Regions from separate parts of the Homo sapiens genome. Here all the other regions are linked to region 4. The links are chromatin contacts, found by Hi-C or POLR2A ChIA-PET in ENCODE. All regions are on one chromosome and are shown on one strand. The core of a region is the stretch at or near the end of the contact, and the rest is flanking DNA. Distances in the headings are between cores, read along the strand shown.

The links. Hi-C counts contacts between places; a loop is a spot of excess contacts on that map. ChIA-PET counts read pairs that join two places held with the same protein, here RNA polymerase II (POLR2A). Pooled maps may share reads with other maps.
Region 1: a pooled map shows a loop between it and region 4 (13-fold over the local background). The contact joins two enhancer-like sites. A Hi-C loop is called at or near these places in 5 of 37 single-sample maps with no recorded cell type and 4 of 50 pooled maps.
Region 2: a pooled map shows a loop between it and region 4 (5-fold over the local background). The contact joins two enhancer-like sites. A Hi-C loop is called at or near these places in 1 of 37 single-sample maps with no recorded cell type and 5 of 50 pooled maps. POLR2A ChIA-PET finds 5 or more read pairs at or near these places in 1 of 52 experiments (activated naive CD4-positive, alpha-beta T cell).
Region 3: a loop to region 4 is called in a pooled map, with 5 times the contacts of the local background. The contact joins two enhancer-like sites. A Hi-C loop is called at or near these places in 1 of 37 single-sample maps with no recorded cell type and 1 of 50 pooled maps. POLR2A ChIA-PET finds 5 or more read pairs at or near these places in 2 of 52 experiments (activated CD4-positive, alpha-beta T cell and activated T-cell).

Annotation. Positions count from the first base shown.
Region 1 is chr4:140,115,286-140,117,985 of GRCh38, forward strand. The region is part of intron 1 of MAML3 (mastermind like transcriptional coactivator 3); the gene reads right to left. Among named protein-coding and RNA genes, the nearest start is that of MAML3-AS1, 11 kb to the right of the region's middle. Within about 2 kb of position 1,431, at least 3 of the 41 ENCODE cell types and tissues checked have a DNase peak (open chromatin) inside an H3K27ac peak, as active enhancers do.
Region 2 is chr4:139,949,915-139,952,614 of GRCh38, forward strand. All of the region lies in intron 1 of MAML3 (mastermind like transcriptional coactivator 3), which reads right to left. Among named protein-coding and RNA genes, the nearest start is that of MAML3-AS1, 180 kb to the right of the region's middle. Within about 2 kb of position 1,342, at least 2 of the 41 ENCODE cell types and tissues checked have a DNase peak (open chromatin) inside an H3K27ac peak, as active enhancers do.
Region 3 is chr4:140,241,686-140,244,385 of GRCh38, forward strand. LOC124900784 (a long non-coding RNA gene) reads left to right here. Exons shown (of 2, transcript XR_007058280.1): 2 at 1-2,234. Among named protein-coding and RNA genes, the nearest start is that of MAML3, 89 kb to the left of the region's middle. RefSeq lists a silencer at 1,769-1,958. Within about 2 kb of position 1,351, at least 20 of the 41 ENCODE cell types and tissues checked have a DNase peak (open chromatin) inside an H3K27ac peak, as active enhancers do.
Region 4 is chr4:139,265,366-139,268,065 of GRCh38, forward strand. MGARP (mitochondria localized glutamic acid rich protein) reads right to left here. Exons shown (of 4, transcript NM_032623.4): 4 at 800-1,676. The coding sequence ends at 1,234. Among named protein-coding and RNA genes, the nearest start is that of MGARP, 14 kb to the right of the region's middle. RefSeq lists enhancers at 782-1,981, 1,320-1,649 and a silencer at 1,790-1,889. Within about 2 kb of position 1,331, at least 24 of the 41 ENCODE cell types and tissues checked have a DNase peak (open chromatin) inside an H3K27ac peak, as active enhancers do.

The DNA.
Region 1 (2,700 bases), core at 181-2,680, 850 kb after region 4:
TCTTCCTCCTGAAACTCAAGTGCTCACTCTCAATTAACACAAATGCTTTCACTCTCAATTTTCACTTCTAAAATAAAACTATGGCTAGAAAGAAACTGCTCTCAATGAGCAATTCATAAACAAATGAAATATGCAAAGCCACAAATATCCCTTATAATTTTTATGTGGTCATGCAAATTAATGCATAAGAGTAAATATTTTCATCCACAATAACACAAATTAATGAGTGCAGGAGACTAACACCAAGACTGATCTGGGAGGTGATCAGTGCCTTCAGCAGACCCCAGGACTACAGATATTCAGAAGCAAGTGAGAGACTTAAGAGCAGGTACATAAGTTCATTTTTTGGTGACTCTGGACACATACAAAACATTCCTTAATCTGGAATTGGAAACAGGTACATAAAGAGCAAAAAGCAAGTGTACTCAATTTATCCAATTGACATGTCTCTGCAAAACATTTGTAGGGCAAAATCTTACCATTAGATGAATATTAAGGTCAAATTTTTGTGAAATTAAGATTCTTTTTTATAATGTAAAAATCATTCTTTTTCAATTAGGTTTGAATATAAAAAGTTTTCCCACCAAATACAAAGAAACTGAAAATGAAAATGTCTATTTAAATATAGAAAATATTTACTAATTCACACTAGTGGAAGGTGACATGGAATAATAGAAAATTGGAATTACTTTTAAGTATATACAAATATATAGAGTACATATATTTGCCAAATAAATGTCCTTTAAGATCCTTTAGTTGGTAATTTTATTTGCAATTATTTCATTGTTTCCCTTTTTTAAAAAAGATTATTCTAAATAAAAGTAGTTTATCTTGCTGAATAGGTTAAATGTCCTTCCCATGCCTGCTTTATTTACTATTAGTCTGTTTACAAGCACTCCTTCATATAAGGCAAAAAGCCTTATGACAATACCACAAATTATTAACATCTGGGCTCAAATTAATCAAGTTATACTGTGTTCTTAAATTTCTGAATTCTTTACCTTTTTTCATGTGTTCATGTGTTCAAAACAACTCTATAATATCCAGGGCCCCCAGGGAATCAGCTCCTATTCAGGAAGATCCTTACTCAAAACTAGCCCTCCTGAAAATGACACCTATATAGAGAACATTTCTCTTGCATGTTCAGGGCTATTGCCAATCACCAGAAACCAAGACGGTGTCTATTCTACTTCAGTAAAAGGACAGGGAGGCTGACAAAGAAATACAAAAGAGAACACAAGTCACGTGGAGCCAACTGCCTGGATTCAATTCCTTCAGAAAGTCACGTTAGAGACTGCCACTCTAACCTCTAACCCCACTGCTTCAAAAGTTGCCATTCCCTCCATCCTCCACAGCTCTGGCCACATCCAGACGAAACCATTAAGGCTGGTGTATACCCTACAGGGCAGGAAGTGAATCATGCTTCACTCAACTGAAATGGCAGCAGGTTTTTAGAAAGCTAAACACAGTCAACCCAAATGAATGGTAACACTTACCTTGTAAAGATGTGACTAGGGATTGTTATTGATGACAAAAGATCAGCACTTGGGTTTCCATCTCCCTTCACAGATGAGATTTTTTTAAAAGCATAGGGCACTTTACATACAGACACAGAGTATAGCTATGGAGATCACCTTCTGTAATACTAGCACTCAGAGTGTTCTCACTATTAACCCAGGACCTCCACTCATGTTAGATCTCTAGCTTGCAGAACATGCTGAGTTCCAGACTTGGACTGTCTTTCCTCTTCCACAGCAGAATTTAAAAAGCTCTATTTCCTCTTCCTTAGAAAAATTTTAAAGTTCTCAAAATGGGGATTTCTCTAGTCTCTTCCTTTTACCCTTAGTGTGATCTGGGGTGATTTTTAGGGTCTTATTACAAGCAAAATCCTAATTATGGGGAAAGCCATTATCTGGCATCTTATTTACTATAACCCAAAGCAAATGTTTGGGGTTCCTAATTATATTGATCCAAATATCTCCCTCGTATTTTCTTACACACTTACTATTCTCTTTCAAGTAAGACTTTTAAAAGCTGTTTCTAAATTTACACTTTTACTTGGTGCTGCTGACCACATTAAAACCTAACTTCCAAAAATAAGTTAAACTTTAATGTGGTTTTATGTTTTTAAGCATACTCTAACTATATAACTTTAAAAGTATGACTTACAGAATATTTATTTCCTTAAGAAAATATACAAATGCTTAATCAGAGACAAAGCAAGGGATTCCAAATCAGTTTTTTATACTGCAAAATATTGCAGTGAGCCATGATTGCACCACTGCATTCTAGCCTGGGTGACAGAGCGAGACCCTGTCTAAAAAAATATATAAATATATATGTATGTATGTATGTGTATACAGGTATATATATATATACACATATATACGTATGTGTATATATAATCTCAAAATTATTAATAGAGAATAGAAAAATTGATCTAATCTGATGCCACCTTCCAAGTCTCATAAAAATACAAATAAAATGTTTCTAAATTATAGGTATATCCTTAATAAAATTACAAAAACATGAGATTATCAAAGGAGCCCAACAGTTTCTCTAAGCACATCAGACAATATCAGAAGTCAATAGTTCAGATTAAGAAGGAAAGATTAATCTAGTAATTCTAAGGGTAATTTGTGTTACACATTTTTAAGGATTTTCACAGATAACCACGCATGGTAATATATGCAAATACAC
Region 2 (2,700 bases), core at 92-2,591, 680 kb after region 4:
ATCCAGTGAGTTGAACACCTGAAGAGCAAAGACAGGTTTCCCAAAGAAGCAGCATTCTGCCTTCGGACTGCAACACAGAAAACCTGCCTATGCTTCCAGCCTGCAGATTTTGGACTCAAGACTGCAATATTAACGATTTTTTTTTGGAGACAGTCTTGATCTGTTGCCCAGGCTGGAGTGCAGTGGTGTGATCTCAGCTCACTGCAACCTCCGCCTCCCAGGTTCAAGCAATTCTCCTGCCTCAGCTTCCTGAGTAGCTGGGATTACAGATGCACACCACCATGCCCGGCTAATTTTTTGTATTTTTAGTAGAGACGGGGTTTCACCATGCTGGCCAGGCTGGTCTCAAACTCCTGACCTCGTGATCTGCCTGCCTTGGTCTCCCAAAGTGCTGGGATTACAGGCATGAGCCACCATGCCTGGCCAATATTAACTCTTAACTTGAATTTCTAGCCTGGTAGTCTGGTCTACAGATTTTGGACTTGCCAGCCCCCACAGTCAAATAAGCCAGTTCTTTAAAATGAATTCTCTCTTTATCCTCTATTTGTTCTGTCTCTAGAGGACTCTGATTAATACAACCAGCACCTCCCTCCTATCACCTTTTTCACAGGAGACCCTCAGTAGAGAGTCCTGTAGATCAAGCCTCCATCCTGATTGCCCATTGTAGTTCTTATAAGAAAAGATAAAGTTGGCCACTTTCCATTACAGCACACAAACTAGCAACCTTTCTGGAACTGGGTAACACATTCTCCCGGGTTTGACTGTGGTAGATTCTAAACCACACGCCTTCTGTGAATAGTTGTGGTTTGACAAGCTACAAAGACATACAGCCTGGTCTGTGTAAGTCCCCAAGTAGGGGCCCCAGAGACTTGCGGCCACCCTGCTAAGAGTCCTCCAGCCAAGCTCTGCCCAAGGGAACAGCACCACCCACACCATCAAAGCTTTGCCTGCAGCTCTGGGCCAGCCTGAAGGGCTTGAAGAGGCCATCGGGTTACTAAATGGCATTTTGGTCACCTTTTCTTTCCTCCCAAGATCGTGAAGAACAACCTCATTGCCCTAATGACTCCCAACTTCTGTCTGCACGTGGGTTTGATTGTTACAATCACATTTTGCTTACTGCCAATCTCCCATTTCAGCTGTTCAAATTCTAGGAAACCAATATTTATTTCCTTAACAAAAGATCTCAACAAGCCAAGCCTCCTTCTCTCTCTCCCTCCCTCTTTCTTTCTCCCCATCCTACCCAAACCACAAAGCCCTGTTCTTTGTAAAGGGCCTGTGCTGGGAGCTAGAAATGTGTCACACCAAGAACATCCACCATTGCCCAAAGCTGTTTTCCTTGTGGCTTCTTCAGTAGCAGCCACGCTGCCTTCAGTGTTGACAGTCAGCAATTTTGAATGTGCTGACATGGAGAACAGTGACCACAGAGTCAATGCACACCAGCAAGGAAGAGAAAACAAATGCGGAAATGGAAAGGTGATGCTGGGCCTCTGTCTTTCCCTGCTTCTGGAGGCCCACCAGTGAGGTCACAGGTTGGCCTGTGGAGGCCTGGAGGGCAGGGAGCACAGGCAGCCTCACCTCTTTCTGCTGTTTCCCTGCCATCACAACTTGGTCCCCGCATTTCTATTTTGGGGGCTGACGCATGCAGAGCTGTGGAGGAGGGAGCCATTCCCTCTACCACCTTAGGTCCCTCTCCTTGCAGCTGGCTCCTACCAAGAGGAGAGAGGAAAGGGTCAGCTGTGGCTTCTCGGCAGCTCTGTGAACTGCTCTCTCCAACACTGAACTCAACAAATGTTCTTTACATTGCTAATTTGTTTTTGTTCTTTTTTTTTTTTTGTCTCCAGTAGCAGGAAAGTTTGGTAAGCAAAAAAAGATCCCAGAAAATTTCTGGGTAGCAAGTCTAGTATTAAGGGGGGCCAAGGGGTGAAGAAGGATGGAGCCATTAAATTAAAGCTTACGAAGGGCTATTAGGCTGCGTGCAGTGGCTCACACCTGTAATCCTAACACTTTGGGAGGCTGAAGCGGGCAGATCACTTGAGGTCAGGAGTTTGAGACCAGCCTGGCCGCCATGGTGAAACCCTGTCTCTACTAAAAATACAAAAAATTAGCCGTGTGTAGCGGCGGGTGCCTGTGATCCCAGCTACTTCAGAGGCTGAGGCAGGAGAATCGCTTGAACCCAGGAGGCAGAGGCTGCAGTGAGCCGAGATCGTGCCATTGCACTCCAGCCTAAGGGACAAAAGCGAAACTCCATCTCAAAAGACAAACAAACAAAAAGAAGGGCCATTATAATATCACTATAATGCTTTATAGGCAGACTGTGAGTTGGGGATTCTGGAATCCCTCTTTTCTTGGCTCTATCTGGGTTAGATAATAGGGAAGTTATTTAGTTCGAGGTGGTTCAATGTATGAAGTGATCAGGTAGGCAGGGGGTCTCTCTGTCCAGAGATATGCAGTGGGGCAGTTCTGGGACCTGGGGTTACACATGAGCAGGGACAAAAGCTGAACTTAATGTTTGGCCTCCTGCGTAAAATAGTGCTTCTCAAACTCTGCAGTTTATAGACCACACCTGGGGTGTAAAAATCCCTACCAACCTCGGACTGTCCTCACATGTGCCAAGAGGAAAACAAAATCCCATCCACTGCAGTTAAAAAAAAACAAAACCAAGTACATTTGGGGGGAATAAAAATTGCAGCAGAAATGGCT
Region 3 (2,700 bases), core at 101-2,600, 980 kb after region 4:
GCTAAGGAAGGTGCAATTATGCCTTTCATATATAGAAGAAAACTCTGTCTCTGAGAGGTAATTTGCTCAGAGTCAGGCTGCAAATTGGTGCAGAACTAGAAGCCTGGCACCCTAATTCCTAGTCCTGTGATCTTTCCATTAACTTTTTATTGCCACCATTGCCTCCGCCTCAATGAAAGCTCCTGTTGTAGCCCACCCCAAACCAATTCCAGCTCCCAGGATGTGGCTCCTCGGTGCCTCTTTCCACCCCTCCCTGCACTGTTGCCCTAGCTTCAACTCCATCCCATTTTTCAGTGACTTCCCTCTACCTCTACCTGGGTCTGGATGCTCAGAGACTAATCTACATAGTGTATGAGTCCAAATGACTTTGGGAGGAAGGTTCTTTTAAACAAAAGAGGTTGAATTAGATACCACCATACATATTGTGTTGTTAAATATCTACAGCATGATAAAATCATTCCAAATGTCACCAATCCCTGGGGAGTTTATTAATAATTAAGCATTTTTAGTTCACTTAGAAATGCAGATTCCATTTAACAACAGAATGTACACTAAATATGTCCATTATATTGCAGCTTGCAGCAGAATATGTTAGAGATCTCAGCTGGGTTTCTCCAGGACAGATGACAAAGTTAATGCAGGTATCAGTCTTTCCTAAAGGTGGCAGAGGAGCCAAAAGCAGCATCCTGGATTGGTTTATAGGGTCTGCATTTATTAGGAGTGTTTATTAGGATGTCTAATAATGGAAAAGACAACTTGGCAAGGGTAGGAGTGGATTGGAGGAGAGCCGGGAGAAGCCCAAAGGAAATGGGATGATCTCGAAAAACAAAAGGAAGGGCAGCAACCCAGGGTCTGTGGTGTGTGAATCATTTGTCCACACACTGATTTTTAAGGTTTTCAAGGAACAGGCAAACAAAGCTATCATTTTATATGTTCCACTTGCTTGGAAGGCCATTTACATTTTTTTTGGCTTATTCCGGAAAGATAGTCATGGTTACACACACACACACACACACACACACACACTACACACACTACACACATGTACTCCACACACACACACACACACTTCACACACATGCACACACACACTCACATATACACACATGCACAAGCACTTTTCTTTAAAATGCAGTTTTATTTCCTGGGCAAGGACAGAACAGCGAATATCAAGAAAGGAAGAATGGGGAAGAAGGGAAGGGCAGGAAGGAAGGAGTGGAGGGAGGAAGGCAGGCAAGCAAAAAGGCTGGCAACCTTCTTTGTCTCTTCCATAGATTTACTGTTTCTTCCTAGGCCCACCAAAAAAGGTTCCTTTTGAAGGTGATACAGAGGAGGGAGGAAAAGAGAGAGAAATTGAGATAAAGAGGAAGTGGGGCGCGGTTGTGGTGAGATGCAGGGAAATGAGCTGATCCAGGCATTAGTGTTGGAGCTCTCGCTCGCTGTGCAATGCAGGATCTTGGGCATGTTATTTAACTTCTCTGTCTAGGCCCCTTTCCTACCAGCAGAAGTTTTCATGATCTTACAGACTCCCTCTAGCCTTCATGTTCCAGAAACCTAGGCTTGAAGCAGTGAGAAGGCCCCTTCTTAATGATACCTGAAAACTTTGCAAGCTTTTAGCAGAAAATGACTGTGGATAAATACTTCTATTTCCTCGTTTTCCAAACGGAAACTACATTGCAAGCTATGCCACTTCTTTCCTCTCTCACTTAAAGCACCTGCCAAACTAATAAAAGAGTCATAAATTTAGTTGTAAGGGCTCCAACAAAAGAGAAAATCCCCGCCTACTAGGGCAGCCAGGCTGTCACCAGGAAGTAAAAGCTGCAGCGGAGACTGCTCTTGTGTAGAGTGTAGCCAGTCTGGGTGCTGGAGGGGCAGCAAGGCCGAGAAGCAGCACAGAATGAACATGGGCAAAGGACTCAGCTAACACTGCAGTTTCTTAATTTCCTTCCTGAGATGATTGGGGTTCAGGGTCCAGTGAGTACCGCCTCAAAGGGACTTCCCGGTCTGAAAATGGTGTGTGCATGTCTGGGGACTCACTCCCCAGGTGTTCTCCAAAACCAACACTTTCTGTTGTTTGAGGAGAGGGCAAGGAGTGTTATTTATCGCACAGCTGCCTTGGGAGAATTAGGGAGGGAGCTGAGCTTCAAAACAGCTTGTGAACTTAGAGACTAGGAAATGGTGGAGAAAGATGACTTAAAGCCAAATAGATTAATAAACTCAATTATCTGGATGGTTTTCATTAGCCACTGGTTTTCCTTTTCTGAAAATCACGGCTGTTTTTTCCTGCTATGAACCAGCACATCCCCAGTGAGAACAGTGTTTATTATATTTCAACATTCACAGAAGCAGGTGGTGAGCTTTCCCATTTTGCCTTAACACAGACACACACATATCACCACCACCACCAATAACAACCTGATAATGCAAAGAATTGCTTTGCTCTGTCTCTTTAAATAATCTAAAAATACTCCTTGGGTACCATCAAGGCTAATCATCACAATTATGCTTATAACCAAGCGGGTACCACCACCTATGGTCCATATGTTGCTTCAGATAGGGACTGCAGGGTCATATTAGATAGGGCATGGCCTCACTCTTCAGCAGGATTAACAGAAGATGTGTGCACGTGTGTGTGTTTGTGTGTGGGAATTGTTACCAGGTTTAGCTCCTGTAATTTCTCACACTTTAGGTTCCTGGCAT
Region 4 (2,700 bases), core at 81-2,580:
TGTCCACTACAATTTCCCAACTTACTCCATAGCCAAAACCTTACATGACCCTGCATGATCTAGCCCACCCTGCCTACCCACTCCCTTTCTCTCTGAGACCATCTCTGGCTACTCTCCCTCTTTTTCACTCCACTTTAGCCACACTGGCCACCTCGCAATTCCTCAAATTCCCAGCAGGATCCTGTTTTAGATCCTTTGCCCTTTTCTGTTCCCTTACCTGGCTGATTCCCCTAACTCCTACCATTAGATGGTCCCTTATATATCTTTCAGGTTTCTACGCAAAAGACACCTTCCTAGTAAGGCCTCTTTTGGCCATCCTATCTAAAATTACAACTTCCACCTCAGACTAACACTTACAATCCTTTTATTTTCGTTACTTTTATCCTTAGCACTTATCAGTACCTAACACACTATATCATTTTCTCATTTGTCTTCTTACCTGGTTCCACTCTAGAATATAAACCGGGAGCACTTAAAACAATACCTATTATGTTGTAAGTGCTCAGCTAATATTTGTTGAACACGTGAATGAATGAAAGATTCCTGGCACAAAGTGCTAATCTTCAATAAATATTGTTTGAACTGAACTGAAACAGAAAATATCTACATAGTCCCCTGTGTAAGTACTATAGATGGGAGAGGGCATACATATTGTTACATGCAGGGTTCTCCATAGATTATATGCTCTTTCTTCAATAATATTACGAAAGCCTACATTTCTCATGTGATGTTATGTACCTGTATGTTAATATGTATTATTTGTACATGCAAATATTAGTGAAAAAAGTAGAAGCACCAAAGCTTTTCTAATTTTATTTGACTCAAACTATATTTTAGACCTACATATCATACAATAAAGTAAGCTGAAAGCATAGTGAAATTAAAGTAAATACAGGTTGTATGGATAGCTCAATTTCTTTAATATAAAATGTAAATTCAGAGATGACTGGGATAAAAGAAAAGTGTCTAGAAAAAAAAACCAAAGATGAAACTATTTAAGCTCTTTACTGCAATGTCATATTCTGATCTCAGACAGTAGAAGAGTAGTAAGAAATGTACAATCTCAAGTCTCTCAGTCCTAAAATCTATCAGTGGATGCCAAAAATCTTCAAGACCCATTAACGTTTTCTAGAAAATAAGTCTTTTTTTTTTTAAACTAAGTGTACTAAAAACACAAAAGCACTTATCAGACACCCTATGGCATTTGTTGCTGAAATGTCTACCGGCTGGAGATTAGCCTTGAGCCGAAGCAGCCTCAGAGCCAACACTGGCTTCCTCCTGTAAATCATCTCCAGCAGAGGACTCTGACTCAGCTGGAGAATTTTCTTCTTCTAGTTCAGCATATTCATCAGAGGTTTCGTTCTTTGTTGTATCTTTATCATTATCGATGGTGACAGCTTCATCCAGGGCAGCATTTGTAACCTCTGGGGTTGTTTCAGGGTTTACTTCCGTGGTTTCCCTCGCCGCTGCATCTGTGACCTCTGGCCCGGTTTCAGCACTGACTGCTGTGGTCTCCGGAGCAGCCTCCACGTGACCTGGACAGGCAGATGCCTCTTTTATGACCACAACTGTAGCACTGGGACTTTCTTCAGCATCTACCACCTCAGCTTCCACTATAAGTTCTTCTGGGGCTTCTGAACTTGCTTTCTCAGTTTCCGCAACATTCTCCTTTTCACCTTTAAGAATTAGTCATTAAGCAAGGTATTAATTTAAAGATCGTGGGAAGGCAATGAAACACTGCGGTCGTTTAAACACCTAAGACAGAACTACATGCACTGATGTGTAACAGTCTTCAAGGTAGACTCTCAAGTGAAACAGCAAAAAAAGAACAATGTATACAGTCTGCTACTATTGTTAGGGCAAAATGAGGTTGGAGCAGGAGGGGGGTAAGTTGTATGCCTAGATAATTGTATTTGCAAAAACTCTCCAGGAGGATTCCAAGAAACTGGTTCTATTGGTTGCCTCTTGGAGGGAAAATGGGGGATCTGCTTTTCTGTAAACTCTTTGAACTTAAAAAAAAACACACTTGAATATATTACTTAGGCAAATATGAAGAATACAAAAATAAGTAGCTATCCTATTCACCTTTCATATGAGACAGCATGGAAGAGTAGCCAAGTTCCTAGCTGGTGACTCAGAAATCACTAATCCTCTCTCAATCTCATTTTTGTCATCTGTAAAATAGGGTATTGATAATATCTACTGCACAGGGTTATTGTAAAGATTAATTAAAATACTGTATATGAAAAGGGGATTAAAATAAAAAGTTCTATGCAAATGCTTATTAGTATTATAAACAACCGCATGATTATATTCAATAATATGTATTGATGATATTCTGTTTCTTATTATTGTCATGACAGGTTAAAACTGATTCATAAGCCCCTAATATCTCTATCCCTAAATAGTGATCATAGTAATTGATAATAATAGCTTGGAAAAAAGTATGGTTTAAAGCAAGAAGTGGCTAGGCATAGTGGCATATGCCTGTAATCCCAGCACTTTGGGAGGCTGAGGCAGGAGGGATCACATGAGGCCAGGAGATCAAGACCAGCCTGGGCAACATAGTGAGACCCTGTCTCTGCAAAACATAAAAAATAAATTTGCTGGGTGTAGCGGTGCATGCTTGTAGTCCTAGTTGCTTGAGAGGCTGTGATGGGAAGATTGCTGGAGCCCAGGAGTTCAAGGCTGCAGTAGGCT